Linked DNA regions of Homo sapiens: region 2 is linked to region 1. Evidence: chromatin contacts called from ENCODE Hi-C or POLR2A ChIA-PET data. All regions are on one chromosome and are shown on one strand. Each heading gives the region's core, a stretch centred on a gene start or an enhancer-like site at or near the end of the contact. The rest is flanking DNA. Distances are from core to core; before and after follow the strand shown. Region 1 overlaps TPRG1 (tumor protein p63 regulated 1). Region 2 overlaps P3H2 (prolyl 3-hydroxylase 2).

Region 1 (7,891 bases), core at 1,986-4,485:
ATAGCCACTGTGGATGAGACACTGTATTCGGCTCTTTAAATATGTCATTGTGACTTCAAATATCATCACTATCGGGTGCCATTATGTCCATTTGCAGCTGAGGAAACTGAAGCAGAGAAAGATTAACAAACATCCTGAAGGCCACAAAGCTAGCCAGTGCTTTACCTGAGATGAAACACAGATCCGTATGACATTGAAACATGTTTTTTCCTACCATGAGACTACTCAAAATAATGATAATAATAATAATAAAGCCAGCAGCAAAAATCTAAATCTCATTTCTATTTTTATGCTCATGATACGTTAGCATCCTGGAATCTGCAAGGGCTTTGCTTGCTCATTATTTGATTGGGTACACACACAAACACACACACACTTTCATAGTGAAGGCAGGAGAGTGGTTGACTTTTGATTTTAAAAAGGAAGAAACTGAGGCCCACTAGAATGTGAAGTCACTTTACTAAAGTCCTTGGGAAATGACGGTAGAGCTGGGTTTCTTTATTCCTAGGTGAGGTAGGGCGTTTTCTACTGTAACACAGTGCCTTGAAGGGATGGGTTGCTTTAGACGAATACATGGGCAATCTTATAAAATCAGTTGGCTCAAAGGTAGAGAAACAGCCCACCTGAGTGCAGAGTTGAGATGGCCTCTATTCACATGATGGCCTTTGTCTGTCAGCACTAGTTGACTCCTGCCTGTGTTTATGATGATGCCTGTCTCATCTGCAGCTGTTTGCAGAGTCTTGCATATAGTATATGTCTAACTTAAGCTTGCCCACATGCACATAAAGGAACTGTGAATATGTTGTTTCTTTACTGAAGGCCCTCAGTGGGTGCCAACATTCAGACAAATCTTGATAAATGTGCCATAGCAGAAAATAGAAAAGAAAGTAATCTAGATATTTTGGGTATTGTGCATGCGTAAGTTTTACATTGTTTATTTTTGGATAGAATTTACACAAGAACTTCTTCTCAAGTCTTGAATATTTGCATCAGAGGAACTTCTAGAACTAGAAAAGACCTTAGAGAGTTTCTAAGACCCAAAGAGGGAAAGTGACTTATGTAAAGTTAAACACATTTACAGAGACATGGACGACTGAGGTATCCTGATCTTTTGGGGAAAAGCATGTGCTTGGGAACCAAACAAGTGTGGATTTGAATCCCGATTCTCATTTACTTGTGTACTTGTGGTATGATGACATGTTAACTTCTCCGTAGCTCTAAGTCCGATCTCATCTGTAAAAATAGAGATAAAAAGCAACTACTTTGCTTGGTATCTGGTCAGTCTAAAAGAGTGGGTATATCGAAAAGCCTAATGTGGTGTTTGTGCACTCTGCCTTTCCTATACGCGCTGATGCCCCAATCCATTTGTTTTGGATTCTAATGAAATCATGTGTTTTATAGTTTACAGCACAGATGTCCCACATGATATAGGAGTACAACTTAGTTCTTGATGGGAAAAACACAGTGCAATCAATCCCTTTATAATTTATTCATGTCATCGTTTAACCATGTTATAGCATGCTTTTCCCATATGTAATGCAAGCATCTATTATTATATTTGGGATCTGCTTTGACTTGTATTCCTGAACCTGTATAATTAAGTGTTATATTATAGTGGGCTTCACAGCATTGGGTAATGAAAAGAATTCTGGCCTTGTAATCAGCAGAATTTTGTGCCAACTCTGCCAGGACTGGCTGTGTGATTCTAGATGAGTTTCCTTTTGAGGCCTCAGTATGATAGTTCAGGTGAGCTATAAGTTTCTGATGAGCTTTCAGATTTAATTTGTGTGTATTTTTTTTTCCTACTAATATACATCGAGACTGTTGCTTATTGTGTCTGTAAAGTGCTTCTCAGGAAATCTGGGCAAGTCTCGTTCTTCAAATCAGCTCAGTAGTAGAAGATTAAGCTGACTTCCCAACCACAGACTTCTTCTGCCAAGTCTCTTCTCTTCTCTTCTTTCTTTCTTTATCTTTCTCTCTCTCTCTTTCCTTCCTTCGTTTCTTTCTTCCTTCCTTTCTTTCCTTTCTTTCTTTCTCTTTCTTTCTTTCTTTCTCCTTCCTTCCTTCCTTCCTTCCTTCCTTCCTTCCTTCGTTCCTTCCTTCCTTCCTTCCTTCCCTCTCTTTCTTTTCTACAAAGGCTCAATACTAAATAGGATCAGTAGGTCCACTAGGCAGCTCAGACAAGGATAGACATTTATAAAGTACTCCAAGCTACAGAAAGGTGGTGCTAGAGACTCTTCTATTTCTGATGGGGTCTGGGGTCTGTAATGGAATAGCCATAGATTACTAAAGAGTAGACCATCCAAAGCAGGCATTTTCTCTCCAGTGATCCTGACAAGTGGTTATCCAGCCTCTGAAGGCTTCTGGTGAAAGAGAATCCACTGCTTCCTGCTCGGCCTCTCTGACTCTGGTAGAATCTAGTTAGAATGTGTTGAGGGAAAATCAGCTCCTCTAATCAGCTCCTCTTGAAGCTGTCACTTGTTGGTCCTAGTATTTTATTCTGTAGCTATACAGAATCAAGAATCTATTTATTAATTCAACTACTATTTACTTCCTATTACTTGTCAAACACTCCAGAGCTAACATTTTTCTTTTTAAGGGCTTACTGTATGGCTGGAGAGGTAGAAAAGTAAAATCTCAATTCCAGTATGATGTGGCAAGTGCTGCTGGAGTTAAACATGGAAAACTGTGGCCATGCAGAGAAATGCACCTCACTCAGATGAGGAGGCAGGGAAAATACTGCAGAGAGTTTGAAAATCAAAAGTTTTTATGTCCTTCATTCCCATCCTCACTAGGCTAACTGTGCTTAGAGTATGCGACAGGCAGTGTGACAGGAAGTTGTAGACTCAGGAAACTTGAGTTCTAATCCCAGTTTTGCTGATATTGTCCCTACGTAACATTGGACAAGTTTAATTTATTAGCCATAGTAGAGAATGCAAATAGCATCCTGTCATGTTATTTAGTCTTTGGAATTTCCAAAAAAGCAGTGAATGCACTCATTTGATAGCTCTGGCCCAGTATTTCCTCCTTTATTTCTCCTCATCCCTGGTTGGCCTGGAGTTGAAAATCAGTGCTTTATTCTCCCTGTGTCTGGGCTTTCTCATGTCTCACTCTACCCCTCTTCCAAGCCATAGGCCTATATTGGTCTGTCCCTTAGCTTGTGCCTGAAATGTTCTCAACAATCATTAAATGAAAAGCATGCTTACAGAAACCCACAGAAATTGTGAATGTACACAGGCACATTGGAAGTTGCCCCCAGGTATGTTGCCATTGACCAGGACAACAAAGATGACTAAGGGAGTGTCTGCCCACTCCTATGTGGAAATAATGTTGTATTTGTCTGGAAGCCAGTGAAAAAATTATGTTGAATGGCCTCATGACAGGCTATTTTGTACCCCAACTGTCTTAATACCTCAAATTCTTTATCTTTTAACTTCTCGGAACCCAGATTTTTTTTTTTTTCACTGATCCATGGAGTGATTTTTAGAAAAAGGCTAATGACCCTGACCTCAGAGTCTGATGAGCCTGTGAGAAATGGGATAGGCATTACTCCCACCTACTTCAGCTAAGCTCTGATAATTTTCTTAGAGCTAAAATGAAATGAAAATTTTGGCTGAGTGGGTTATCTCACTATCATTGGAGGGAAATCTCTTAACGATGGAATATGCAATCTAGTCTCTAGGTCCAGTTACATAAAATATTATTTTTCCTGGATTGGGAAAAATGTAATTGCCGTTTGTTCAGCCTGTTTGGATAAAATTTTACAGTCAAAGCCACTCTTTCTTGGGAGTTTTTATATTGTACAGAACTTAAATAAGAACTTAGACTAAAAGGGACGGTGACTTCCCTGATTTTTGGGATTTGAATGACTCTTGTGTGTAGTAGGGTGAGTAGTAATCGAGGGTAGGGCCCAGATAGTAGCACTGAGACTTCTCTGTGACTCTGGTATCAGAGCACAGAATTTCTAATGTACTTTCAGTAAACTTTGACCACTGATTCAAATTTTTGCAAAATAATCTCCAGGATTTGCTACCTTCTCTCTTTTCCCTAGACTGAAAAAGGTGAGGCTTGTCCCTCAACTTGGAAATAGGTATTTCTTACCAATTTAAAAACATTTGAAGATAATCAATTAATTTTGATAACATTTAAAAGCATATGAACAGTTAATTCCCACCTTAAATTGAATTTTGACCTGTGCTTTTTTTTTCTTATAAAAATAAATAATAAACAAGAATCACTAAGTTTTCCCAAGGGCATTTCTTGATAATGTAATGAGTGTGTGTGTGTGTGTGTGTGTGTGTGTGTGTGTGTGTGTGTGTATGAAGTCATTATTGACTAACAATTGTAATCCACAAAACCATGCATTCATCAAATATTTATTGAGGTTAAGGCACTGCATGTATTTATGTCTTCTGATTGCTCTAAGTAGAAGGGAACAGAATCACCTGCAGTGAAGTCTGAGGCCTTTTTCTTTTTAGCTGAACTTCAAATCAATCTTCTACTTGACAACTTGACTTAAACAACAAACAGCATACATACAGTGTTATTTCAATACAGATCCAAACAATCTTAATAGAATAACCATGCAATGAGCATGAATATGTGTACATCCCTGTTTTAGATGTTTTAGTCATATAGAGCCAAGCAACACAGTTCCTGCTATAACTACTACATGCTCTAGTAGCAAGGATAAGTCAAGTATATATACAGCTATATTATAAGGTGCAATAAGGATATGCCAGTGGAGACGAATTGACAATAAAGAGAATTCATACAGTTGTGACTGCATCTGGGCAACACAAAGGAAATAGTATAAGACGAGACCTTTGGAAGATAGTAACAGGTGGGAAGTTGGGATGTGAAGAAAGGGTTAGAGGGAAAGGCTATTCCAGGGAGAAGGTATAGCAAGAATAAAGCCATATGGTCAGGAAAGAAATTCAGAGAACAATCAGCAGATGTGGTTTTGCTTGAATATAATGAAGGTATTGTGGATGTGATAAAGTTAGAGATTGGGGCAAATAGGAGAGGCTTTGAATGCCAGTGTAAAATGTTTGTATTTTCTTGGTGGCAATAAAGCTACTGTTGTATTTTAAATAGGGAAATGCATCCATTTTAAATGAGGAAGGGCATCCAATTGTTATTTCACACACACAAACACACACAGATTTTGCCATGCCCTCTATAGGTCCATCACTATGTAAACTGTTGAGGATTCAAAGAAAATAGACAATCTCATACCTCAAAGTCTTCAGTGGGGAAGAGAGGCAAATACAATAATTTTCATAAGTATTGTAGGGATATCTTGTTCAGACACCTAGGGGAATCATAGAAAGCTTCTTAAAGGAAGTGAACCTTAAGCATTGGTTGGTTAAGGGCTTTCTAGATGCAAAAAAAATGAGAAGTGCTACTCCAATAAGACTCTTGAAACAGTATATGTGATGATAACACAAGGAACACTGAGAGGGGAAGGCAAGGTAAGGAGGGTGTGAAGGGAGGCCAGTGAAGAGGCTGCCACGATAGAATTGGTAAGAGGGAATGAAAGGCTGAGCGATGGAAATGGCTGTGAAGATGAAGAGGTGGTGGCCCCCATGGATGTGGCACAACAGCAGATCTTGATTTGGTGCTGGAAGTAGGGGGTTGTGGTTGGAATTGCAGAAGTGGAAGAGCATTTTAAAAAAGTTAAAATGGATAAGACTGGAATTCTGAAGGGGGAAGAAGGATGTCATTAGTAGGCATGTGGCAGTCAGGAGAAGCTGGTTTCAAAGGAATTGTGTGAAATTTAGTGTTGAGTGACTACTAGAAAGCAGAATAGGCAACTTCCCATAAAATTGAGTTGTGAGCAAAAATTCTTGGGCTCTGATGTCATGGTTTTCCTCCTTTTTTTCTCCTGGAAAATTCCAAGTCATAAGACAAGTGCCCAAATATTGCCTCAAGCATGCTTTAAAGTACTGATGTCTAAGGGATTTCATTTTAGGAAAAGCTTAATAGATCATGTGTATTAATCATAAAGTGTAAAAACAAGACATTGTTAACAATCCCTAGTCTCTTCCTTGGCTTGGCTCATGGCTGTTCTAAATAATACCTTGGGATTATTTATGATGACAGGTTTGGCATTCTGCTTGGAACATATACATGCCCCCTTAAGCAAGCTGCTTCCTTGGGAAGAGACCAAGAGAGGCAGGGTTTTTCGAAACACCTAATTTTCATTTCTTCCTCCTTTCTTTTTTTTTTAGTTAGTGGATAAAATGAGTGATTACTGGACAACGTATATATTTTTTAATGACTCCAGATGCTTTCGGGATGAATCATAGTAGCCTCCTCTCTTTGCCTCCTTGTTACTTCATTTCTAACTCCATTTCTGTCTCCACTATAATTGCAGCACTGGGTGAGACGCTGCTCGAGGAGGAATTAGCTGAACTGTGGTGGTTTGGCAACAGAAAGATAGAGGAAGTAACATGGAACAGGAGGTCTGTGAGAAATGTGCAGCCATGTGGCTTTCTGCCCAACCAAGGCAGCTTTCCCTACAATCCCCAGCCCTCCAAGGGCTTTTAAAGCATTGAGTGTGTGATGGGGGTAAGTCCGTATGCTGCACTTACTCCAAACATAATTATCAAGCTATAAAGGAGACACCTTAAACACACACATACGCACACAACACCTCATACCATAAGATCCCAGGGGAATTTCAAAACCACATACATATTTCAAAAAACAGTAAATTCAAAATAAAGAGAGGAATTGATTTGGGTGGTCTGATAGTTTGGTGGAAAAAATGCAGTCAATAAGATTAAGAATCAGAATAAATACAGCTCTATGCTATTAGAAAAAAGCTTCATTTTTTAAAATGTGTTTTTTCATTTTTGATTCAAGTCTTACCAAATCAAAATGTGTCACTCATCAGATGTTTGCAGTGAACACGTTTGGACAGTATACAGAATAGAGAAGATTAAATCAAAGTTTAACGTCTTGAAGTGCTGAAAGTCAATTAATTAATTAGAAAGATAATTGTTGGAATTATGTATAGGCAACTTAAATCCAAAAAAGAAAATTAATATATTAAGGAGCATGAGAAGCATCAATCCATGAATTCAAATGTATTTTACAGCTTTACGAGTCCAATCCCACATTGTTGGAATCACTATTATGTTAGCTGGCAGGATGGAAACTGGTGTCTGCTTCAACTTACTCAAAAATGGGGAACTCACTACCTCCTCAGCCAGCATATTCTGTTTTTAAATAAGATATAGCTGTTACAAACTTCTGTTTTTACAAATCTGATTCATCAGTGCTTCTTTTGCCTCTGAAGCCACGTCGAAGCCTATTTCTTTGTATCCATAAGCACCTTTCAGATTTGTGAGCATTACATCATTTCCTTTCTCAGGCTTTGTGTCTGCAGGCTGATCAACCCTCTTTCCAGAGGACTTCCACTCCTATGCAGGATGTTAAAGCCTCTGCCACCATGCTCCTTCCACATGCCCTTTGTTGCTTGATTAGGCTTGGTGGCTTTTCTTTCCACAATATTCTGCCTTTGTAGAGTTAAAATGATGCTTTGACCCCAAGTCTCAGGAGCAGTGAAGGGCCTGGGTAACCTATTGCCTGGGTTATCAGGTGAATCTTCCCAAGGTGAGCATTTGGGCAGTGGTTGCTCGAGTGCCCTGGGTGGAGAGAGAGCAGCAGGGGTCTACAGGTCAGGAGTCTGGATTCTCACAGGCCTGTGTCTTCTAACCCAGTTCCAAGTGCTGGAAGCCGGTGCTGGAAAGCAGATTGCTTTACGTACTGTGAGCAGATTGTGTAACCAGACCCATAATGTCCCTTGTCAGTAATGGGCTAAATGATGCTATGAACAATGCCAATTTCTATCCATCTCTGTAGTCCATATGCTTGTTAAATA
Region 2 (7,891 bases), core at 3,397-5,896, 690 kb after region 1:
AGGGTGAATCAAAGCTTCCAGTGTAAGTTTATTGTCTGGCGAAAACACCAGAGCCAAAAATTCCACCAAGGCCCTGGAAAGACTGAAGTCCCCTCTGTCTCATACAGTAATCATCCATGAGATCTCCCGGAGCCTGGGTGATCATTACGCCCATGATACCTGAGGCAGCGTGGACTCTGCCAGGGGCTCCTCAGACCCAAAGTGGAGCTCACTTTGGAGAGTCGGAGCTCATGGCCGTTAGCACCTAAGGATGTGGCTGAAAGGCACAGAGCAAGAAAGGGCTTCAGAGACCAGGCACAGGTTAATTTTAGAACTGGAGCACACGTGAGAGTTGTAGTTTCACCACCAAGAAGCTTATTCTCTCTAAGCTTTTGAATTTGCAGCAACTTAATTGTGTGTGTGTGTGTGTGTGTGTGTGTGTGTGTGTGTGTTTGGGGGAGGAGGTGAACTGGGCTTTGATAGATACATGAAATGATGAAAAACCAAGAAAGAGAGCTGGGTGTGGTGGCACGTGCCTGTGGTCCCAGCTCCCCGGGAGGCTTGAAGGATCGCCTGAGCCTAAGAGTTTGAGGCTCCAGTGTGCTATCATCACATCTGTGAATAGCCACTGCCCTATATCCTAGACAACATGGTTAGACCATGTCTCTAAGAAGAGAGAGAGAGAGAGAGAGAGAGAAAACAACCCAAAACAAGAAAGATAGATTGATAGATTGAGGCAACACAAGCATCCTTAGGAAGAGAAGGAAGATCTGATGACTGACATTAACCTGTTAATTTATACCATGGCTCTGTACAAAAATAAAAAGGTTCTCATAAGATTAACAATTTAAATAAATATTTGATAGAACATTCTTTCTCATTTTTATAGCTCATCTTTAGGGTTGATATTCAGTTCATGCTTCCCTTGCTGTTCTTGATCCAGAATTGCAATCACTTCATCAGCCTGTATTCGCTCCTGCAAAAAAGACAATTTACACATTTCTGTTACAAGCATAATAATCAGTCTCATCAGCAGACGCTTCCCAAACACTTCCTGGCATCCATCTGTACATGGGTTGATGCTATATCCAGTTAAGCATTGAACACCTCCTCTTCATCCCCAGACAGATGCCTTCTCCTAACATTCCTGGGTCCTAAGCAATTACTTTCTAAGATTTTCTCTCCTGCAAAGAACGACTGTATGTTCAACTGCTTCCTACTCTTTCTAATTCATGGCCCCATAGCCATCTCCAACTCAGTTCAGTGGTCAAGCTGAATTCACCATTTTCTCCCCAAGAACCTGCTCTGTTCTTCACGTAGGCTCTCTCTCGGTAAAGACCAACATCGCTCACCTATTTGCCTTAAAAGCCCGACCATGGTTTCCTGCATCTGATAAGTCACCTATTCTGTTCTATCTGCTGTCTCTGCCCCTTTCTCCTCAATGCACTATTGTTGCCGGAGTTTAGGTCAGGGTTTCTCAATTTTGGTCTGATTGACATTTTTAGACCAGATAATTATTTGTTGGGGGGTGGGAGGGTGGTGCTGCCCTGTGCCCTGCAGGATGCTCAGCGACACCCCGTCCTCTCTACCTACCACAGGTGTCAGTAACAACCTCCCCCACCAACCCCCAGATATTGCCAAATGTCCACTAGAGGGCAACATTGCTCCCTCTTTTTTTTTTTTTTTTTTTTTGAGATGGAATTTTGCTCTTGTTGCCCAGGCTGGAGTCCAGTGACGCGATCTCGGCTCACTGCAACCTCTGCCTCCCGGGTTCAAGCGATTCTCCTGCCTCAGCCTCCCAAGTACCTGGGTTTACAGGCGCTCACCACCATGCCCGGCTAATTTTTTATATTTTTACCATGTTGACCAGGCTTGGTCTCAAACTCCCGACCTCAGGTGATCCACCCGCCTCGCCCTCCCAAAGTGCTGGGATTACAGGAGTGAGCCACTGCACCCGGCCAATCGCTCCCTCTTGAGAGCCACCATTGTAAGCCCTCATCATCTCTTAATTACTGCCGCAGCCTCCAAATTGCTCTCGCTGTTTCACTACTCACCCTCACATGCTTCTAATGAATCCTACTGGCTTATATCTGATTATATCTCTTTCCTACTCACAGCTCTTCAATGGGTCCCTACTGCTTGAAGTTTCAGGTCTACTTTTCTTGGTGTGCTTATAAGAAGTTGCTTTACACCTGTCTCTTCTTTTTTTTTTCTTTTATTTATTTATTTATTTTTTATTATTATACTTTAAGTTTTAGGGTACATGTGCACAATGTGCAGGTTAGTTACATATGTATACATGTGCCATGCTGGTGCGCTGCACCCACTAACTCGTCATCTAGCATTAGGTATATCTCCCAATGCTATCCCTCCCCCCTCCCCCCACCCCACAACAGTCCCCAGAGTGTGATATTCCCCTTCCTGTGTCCATGTGTTCTCATTGTTCAATTCCCACCTATGAGTGAGAATATGTGGTGTTTGTTCTCTCTTCTTATTCATACCTTTCTCTCTTCTTTAGGTTTATTTTGCCTCCCTTCTCCTCACCTTATATTCCAACTTCTTAACTTACCTCAAGCTCCCTGAATGTAACACTTTCAAAAGAATTCCCTAATCCGATTCTGAATTAAGTGTTTCTCTGGATGCTCCCATTATATTCTACGCTTTCTTTTATTCCTCACATTAATCCATCAGCAGGTGCAGCTGGTCTACCTCCAAATTGTATCTCAAATCTTCCATCTCTTTTTACCTTCTCTATTACTACTCCAGTCCAAGACCACATGTTAGCTAAAGTAATCTTCTGTATCCTGTAACTCTCCAGGACTGGAGGAGATATGTGTGTGTGTGTGTGTGTGTGTGTGTGTGTGTGTGTGTGTGTGTGTGTGTGTTGGGGTGTGGGGACTACATGACTTTCCACTAGTTAGAATACAATTCGCATTTCCCAATCAGCCTGTGGAATCCGACTCCTGCCGCCTCCACGTCCTCTACTGAAGCCACTCTCCCTCTTGTCTGCCATATTCCAGATGCTCTGGCTTTCTTTGTTTCTTGGTGACTCCAAACATCTTATTGTCTCTGGGCCTTTGCAGCTTGTCCTCTGCCTGGAATACTCTCCTCCAGACATTTATCCTAGTGGACTTCTAATTTATTAGGTTTCAGCTCACATGCCACTTGTTTGGCGAGGCCTCACAATTTGCCGCTCCTACCCTTTCACTCCAGAATCAGTTGTCTTGTTCCATTTTCCACACATCATTGGTCACCGTGTGAAAAATCTCTCGATTATTTATTTATTTTTTACTTTTTTGGGATCTGTTTCCTTCCACTAGAATGTAAGCTCCAGAAGAGCAGGGCATCTTATCTTCTTGGTCACTACTGTATTTTCAGTGCTCAGAAAAGCCACTGACATGTGGCAAGAGTTCTATTTTCTTTGATGAGTAAATGTGTAAATGGATGAAGCCTTTCTCTGTCTAAAATGCCTCTCCCTAAAGAAATTGATCTTTTAAAGCTTTTTTTCAAATGCCATCTCCTCAAAGAAGCCTTTTTGGATTGCTTTTTGATATCCCTCAAACCACGCATTTGCTGCTAAGGATTCTTACCAAAACTTGCCTTGTGGTTTAATTAGTTGGGTCCTTGTATTATTTCTCCAATTTGACTTCAAGCTCCTTGAAAATAGGAATTATATCCTACTAGTGTGCATTCCCCATAGGCGGTCTTTAACACAGTGCCTGCGCACAGTAAGTTAAATAAATAACTATTTTATGAATTGAAAACAAAGCCCCTTTCATGCAAGAGCTTGTAATAAAAAATGTTTACAAAAAGGCAACTAAAAGGACTAGATATACTAAATAACAGAAAATTAAGTTGCTGCCACATCTAAATAAAAAGCCCAAGTACTACTTTACAAATATAAGGAAAACAATCTTTTTTTTTTTTTTCAAGACAGAGTCTCACTCTGTTGCCCAGGTTGGAGTGCAGTGGTGCGATCTCGGGTTACAGCAACCTCCACCTCCTGGATTCAAGTGATTCTCCTGCCTCAGCCTCCCCAGTAGCTGGGATTACAGGCATATGCCACCATGCCTGGCTAATTTTTGTAATTTTAGTAGAGACGGGGTTTCGCCATGTTGGCCAGGCTGGTTTCGAACCCCTGACCTCAGGTGATCTGCCCGCCTCGGCCTCCCCAAGTGCTAGGATTACAGGACTGAGCCACCGTGCCCGGCCAAGGAAAACAATCCTGATACTTAACAAATCGACACACATACAAAGCTTTCACATCTGTTGACCACAAGAAATGATTGTAATCTTGTTTCTCATTAAGGGAAAGAAATTCAAGAGCTGGAACCAATATATATGAAGCTTCGAACATCCTTGCATCCTTAAAAGGATGTTGCTAAATACTCCTTGAGAACTGAGACCCTTTAAAGTAATTCATAATAAGCATGAGAATCGGCCAGCTCTAATGACTTGTTCATAGGTAGGCATTTTTTTTTTCTGAGATTCAATCTGCAAAAAGACGTCTAGGCCAGGAACTCCCAAACTCTGCTGCTGCACGTTAGAATCACCTGGGGAGCTCTTAAAACTCCTGAAACACAGATGTTAGTAGTTTGTAACGATCAATAGATGATCTCCACGTGTAGCAAAGAATGATTCACAGCCTGGGCTAATTTAGCTGAGGAAAAAGTTCTGGTCATTTCCCACTGTGGCCACTAGATGCCGCTACGGCCTGAAGACTGGAGAGGTTTTCTAGTACTTTTCCATCAGAGGAAGGGACGCTGGCGTTGATGTTTCCTATTACAAAGGAGCAAAGAGAACTTACTTTGTGTTAGCTTATTTTGAGAGAACAATACCTTGGAAAAGGGAGTTTGGATACTGAATGATGAAATAGATTAAATGTCTGCTGAATTGAATACTAGAATAGTGAGGTAATATTTCAATAATTTTATCTTCACTGTCTACCCATTGACATAGGTTCCTTAGTTTAAAAAAAAATGCTTTGATGGAATGCTAACATTTTGGAGATGGAAAATACCAGGATATAAAGTAATGATAGGGGAAGGCAATTGTTTGCTGCTCCCTTGAGGTTTTCAGGACTCTGTGCTCTGGTCCTTTTGTCAGGGCCTTTCTTTCTTTTTCTTCTTCTTCTTTTTTTTTTTTTTTTTTTTTTTTAAGACAGAGTCTCACTCTTGTCGCCCAGGTTACAGTGTGGTGGAGTGATCTCAGCTCACTGCAACTGCAGCCTCCACCTCCTGGGTTCAAGCGATTCCCCTGCCTCAGGCTCCCGAGCAGCTGGGATTACAGGTGCGTGCCACCACGCCAGGCTAATTTTTGTATTTTTAGTAGAGATGGGGTTTCACCATGTTGGCCAGGCTGGTCTCCAACTCCTGACCTCAGGTGATCCACCCACCTAGGCCTCCAAAAGTGCAGGGATTATAGGCGTGAGCCACCACGCCCAGCCAGGGCCATTTTTTCTATGCCTGGCTATCGTCTTTGCTTCTAGGTCTGAGCTTATAGAAGTCTTCCTTGATTCCCTGCTACAAAACATATACTGTTCTCTTCTTACAGCGTATTTACTAGCTGTTCTGTCCAAGCTCCTCATAGTCCAGGACCTTGTTCTGTTCACCCTTCTACCCCTAGGGCCTATCTAGCAGAGTTTCCAAGGCAGATAATAATAGCTCTTCTGTACAATAAAAGGTCACAATAGGTCTTTTGTAAAATATGTGAAAGAATGGCTTAGGGAATGTGGGGAAACACTTTGTAAGTTAGATTTGATGGTGAAAAGTATATGAGAAAAACGCATTATTTTTAAATAGTTTCTGATGAAATTGGATTCAACTTAGGAACCTAACAAGGAAAACTGGATAGAATGCCAGTTTTAAGAATAGAATTTCATAGCTTCATCAATACTTAGGGCTGGAGAAGATTTGGAGGTCATCCAGTTAAGCCTCTGCTACGATGTTTTAGATTCCATTTCAGCGTTCCATGCTAAGCAGTTGCCTGGGCTTTGATTGGAGCCATCCAATCAGTGCTTCCAAAGCAGACAATTCTGCCAAACTGTGGTGACTATTTGAAAGTTATTCCTTGTGTGGAGCCCAAATTTTCCCTCCAGGGCTTCTACCCATTGGTCTTAATTCATACCGCTGCAGCTCCACAGGTGGAGACTATGACATCTGCCCACGGGCTTCCAAAACGATGAGATCATGGTCTCCTCCTAGCTAAGTGTCCTCAGCTAGTTTGCATATAATAATATTGAAATACTTAATGTAATAACAGTAATAAGTAATAATAATCTTTTAGGTTTCCTTGCCCTCTTTCAAATACGTTTCATAAATGATTCAATACTATTTCTTATGATTTGCGAGAAAACAAATCCGTCTTCTGGGTGACCAATAAAAAGTGATTCCTCCCTGATGCCACAGAGTTGTTTTGGTTTTTGTTTTTGTTTTGAGACAGAGTCTTGCCCTGTTGCCCAGGCTGAAGTGCAGTGGTGCGATCTCGGCTTACTGCAATTTACGCCTCCCAGGTTCAAGCGATTCTCCTGCCTCAGCTTCCCGAGTAACTGGAACTACAGGCGCATGCCACCACATCCAGCTAATTTTGTATTTTTAGTAGAGATGGGGTTTCAGCATGTTGATCAGGCTGGTCTCGAACTCCCGACCTCAAGTGATCTGCCCACCTCGGCCTCCCAAAGTTCTGGGGTTATAGGAGTGAGCCACCACGCCCAGCCTTACAATTTGTTAATAAGCTCAAGACAGATTAGTGACTATCAAATATCATTGACACAGCTATTTCTACAAACATCTTCACTTACTAGAACATATCTGATTAAGAACTGCCTTTACCCTCTTCTTTTCCTCAGACGAAGCAATTTAAAGGACTTCTCAGATAAAGCAGTTCATGAAGCAAGCCTAATTGGCTTTCTGGGCGGGTGAGAAACTCACCAATTCTCTATAAAGTGGGTCCAAGGTGAACCACAGAGCCACAGCACACCTCTTTCCCTTGGTGACTGCCTTCACCCCATGAGGGTTCTCTCCTCCAGATGAGAAGCTGATCATGCGCCCACATTTTGGTTTTATAGAGGCCTGAGAAAGAAAGCAAAAATTAGACTTTCAATTGTTGTATCATAAACATTTCCACAACTCCTGCTTCTCTGGCTATGAGATTATTTGAGTTAAGGCCTGAGGCGAAGAATAAAGGAATCCTGGGATTGAAGATGATGTAAATTATCTCAATTTTCTCACCCGTAAAACAAAGGTAAGGTCAAAATAATATATACCTCAGAAAATAAAAAGATGTTCAAGTAAAACGTGTAGCAAAGTCCACATACATAGTAATCATTCAATACATGCTATATATATGATAGCCTGCAAATTCAAAGAAGGCAAAGTTTTCCTCTCATAATTCATTTCTGTAGCTTTTGCACTAGCAAAGCATCCGGATACAAGGTAGGTGTCCATTCCATACTTGTGTAATTAACAAACAAACAAACAGGACATCTGCAGTGCTGGAAAAGTTGTTATTGATCTAGGTAGTGGTTACATGAGCGTATACGCTTTCTAATTTTTAAATTGTACATTCATGGTTTATGTGCTTTTCACAATACAAACATTTTTAAAAGTCATAATTCTGTATGATATTTCATTTCCTTTACACTATTGTTTCCCAGTGGTCGTTTAGGCATTGTTTGAACATCTCTAGTGGTGAGAACACGACACCCCTTGGAGTGGCCTATTCGCCATCACCCTTAAGTGTTTTAAGACTGACACAGTCCTTCGCAGCTTATGCACTGCTCAGGTGGAGCTGTCCACAGCGTTTAGGTAGAAGAGTGTAGTGAGAGAAAAAGAAATACTGCTGGGCTCACTGAGCCAGGGTAGAAGATCAAACAAGCTGCCTCTTCAAATTGAATGAGCTTAAGCAACTGAAT

The links. A loop is a pair of places that touch in the nucleus more often than their neighbours do. ChIA-PET counts read pairs that join two places held with the same protein, here RNA polymerase II (POLR2A). Pooled maps may share reads with other maps.
Region 2: a loop to region 1 is called in a map of CD8-positive, alpha-beta T cell, with 7 times the contacts of the local background. The contact joins two enhancer-like sites. A Hi-C loop is called at or near these places in 19 of 168 maps with a recorded cell type or tissue (CD8-positive, alpha-beta T cell, GM11168, GM12878 and 13 more) and 7 of 50 pooled maps. POLR2A ChIA-PET finds 5 or more read pairs at or near these places in 3 of 52 experiments (H1, MCF 10A and OCI-LY7).

What each region holds. Positions count from the first base shown.
Region 1 is chr3:189,270,661-189,278,551 of GRCh38, forward strand. All of the region lies in intron 4 of TPRG1 (tumor protein p63 regulated 1), which reads left to right. Among named protein-coding and RNA genes, the nearest start is that of TPRG1-AS2, 34 kb to the left of the region's middle. RefSeq lists an enhancer at 2,275-2,464. Within about 2 kb of position 3,236, at least 4 of the 41 ENCODE cell types and tissues checked have a DNase peak (open chromatin) inside an H3K27ac peak, as active enhancers do.
Region 2 is chr3:189,957,050-189,964,940 of GRCh38, forward strand. P3H2 (prolyl 3-hydroxylase 2) reads right to left here. Exons shown (of 15, transcript NM_018192.4): 14 at 6,909-7,049; 15 at 1-955. The coding sequence ends at 863. Among named protein-coding and RNA genes, the nearest start is that of MIR944, 130 kb to the left of the region's middle. Within about 2 kb of position 4,647, at least 4 of the 41 ENCODE cell types and tissues checked have a DNase peak (open chromatin) inside an H3K27ac peak, as active enhancers do.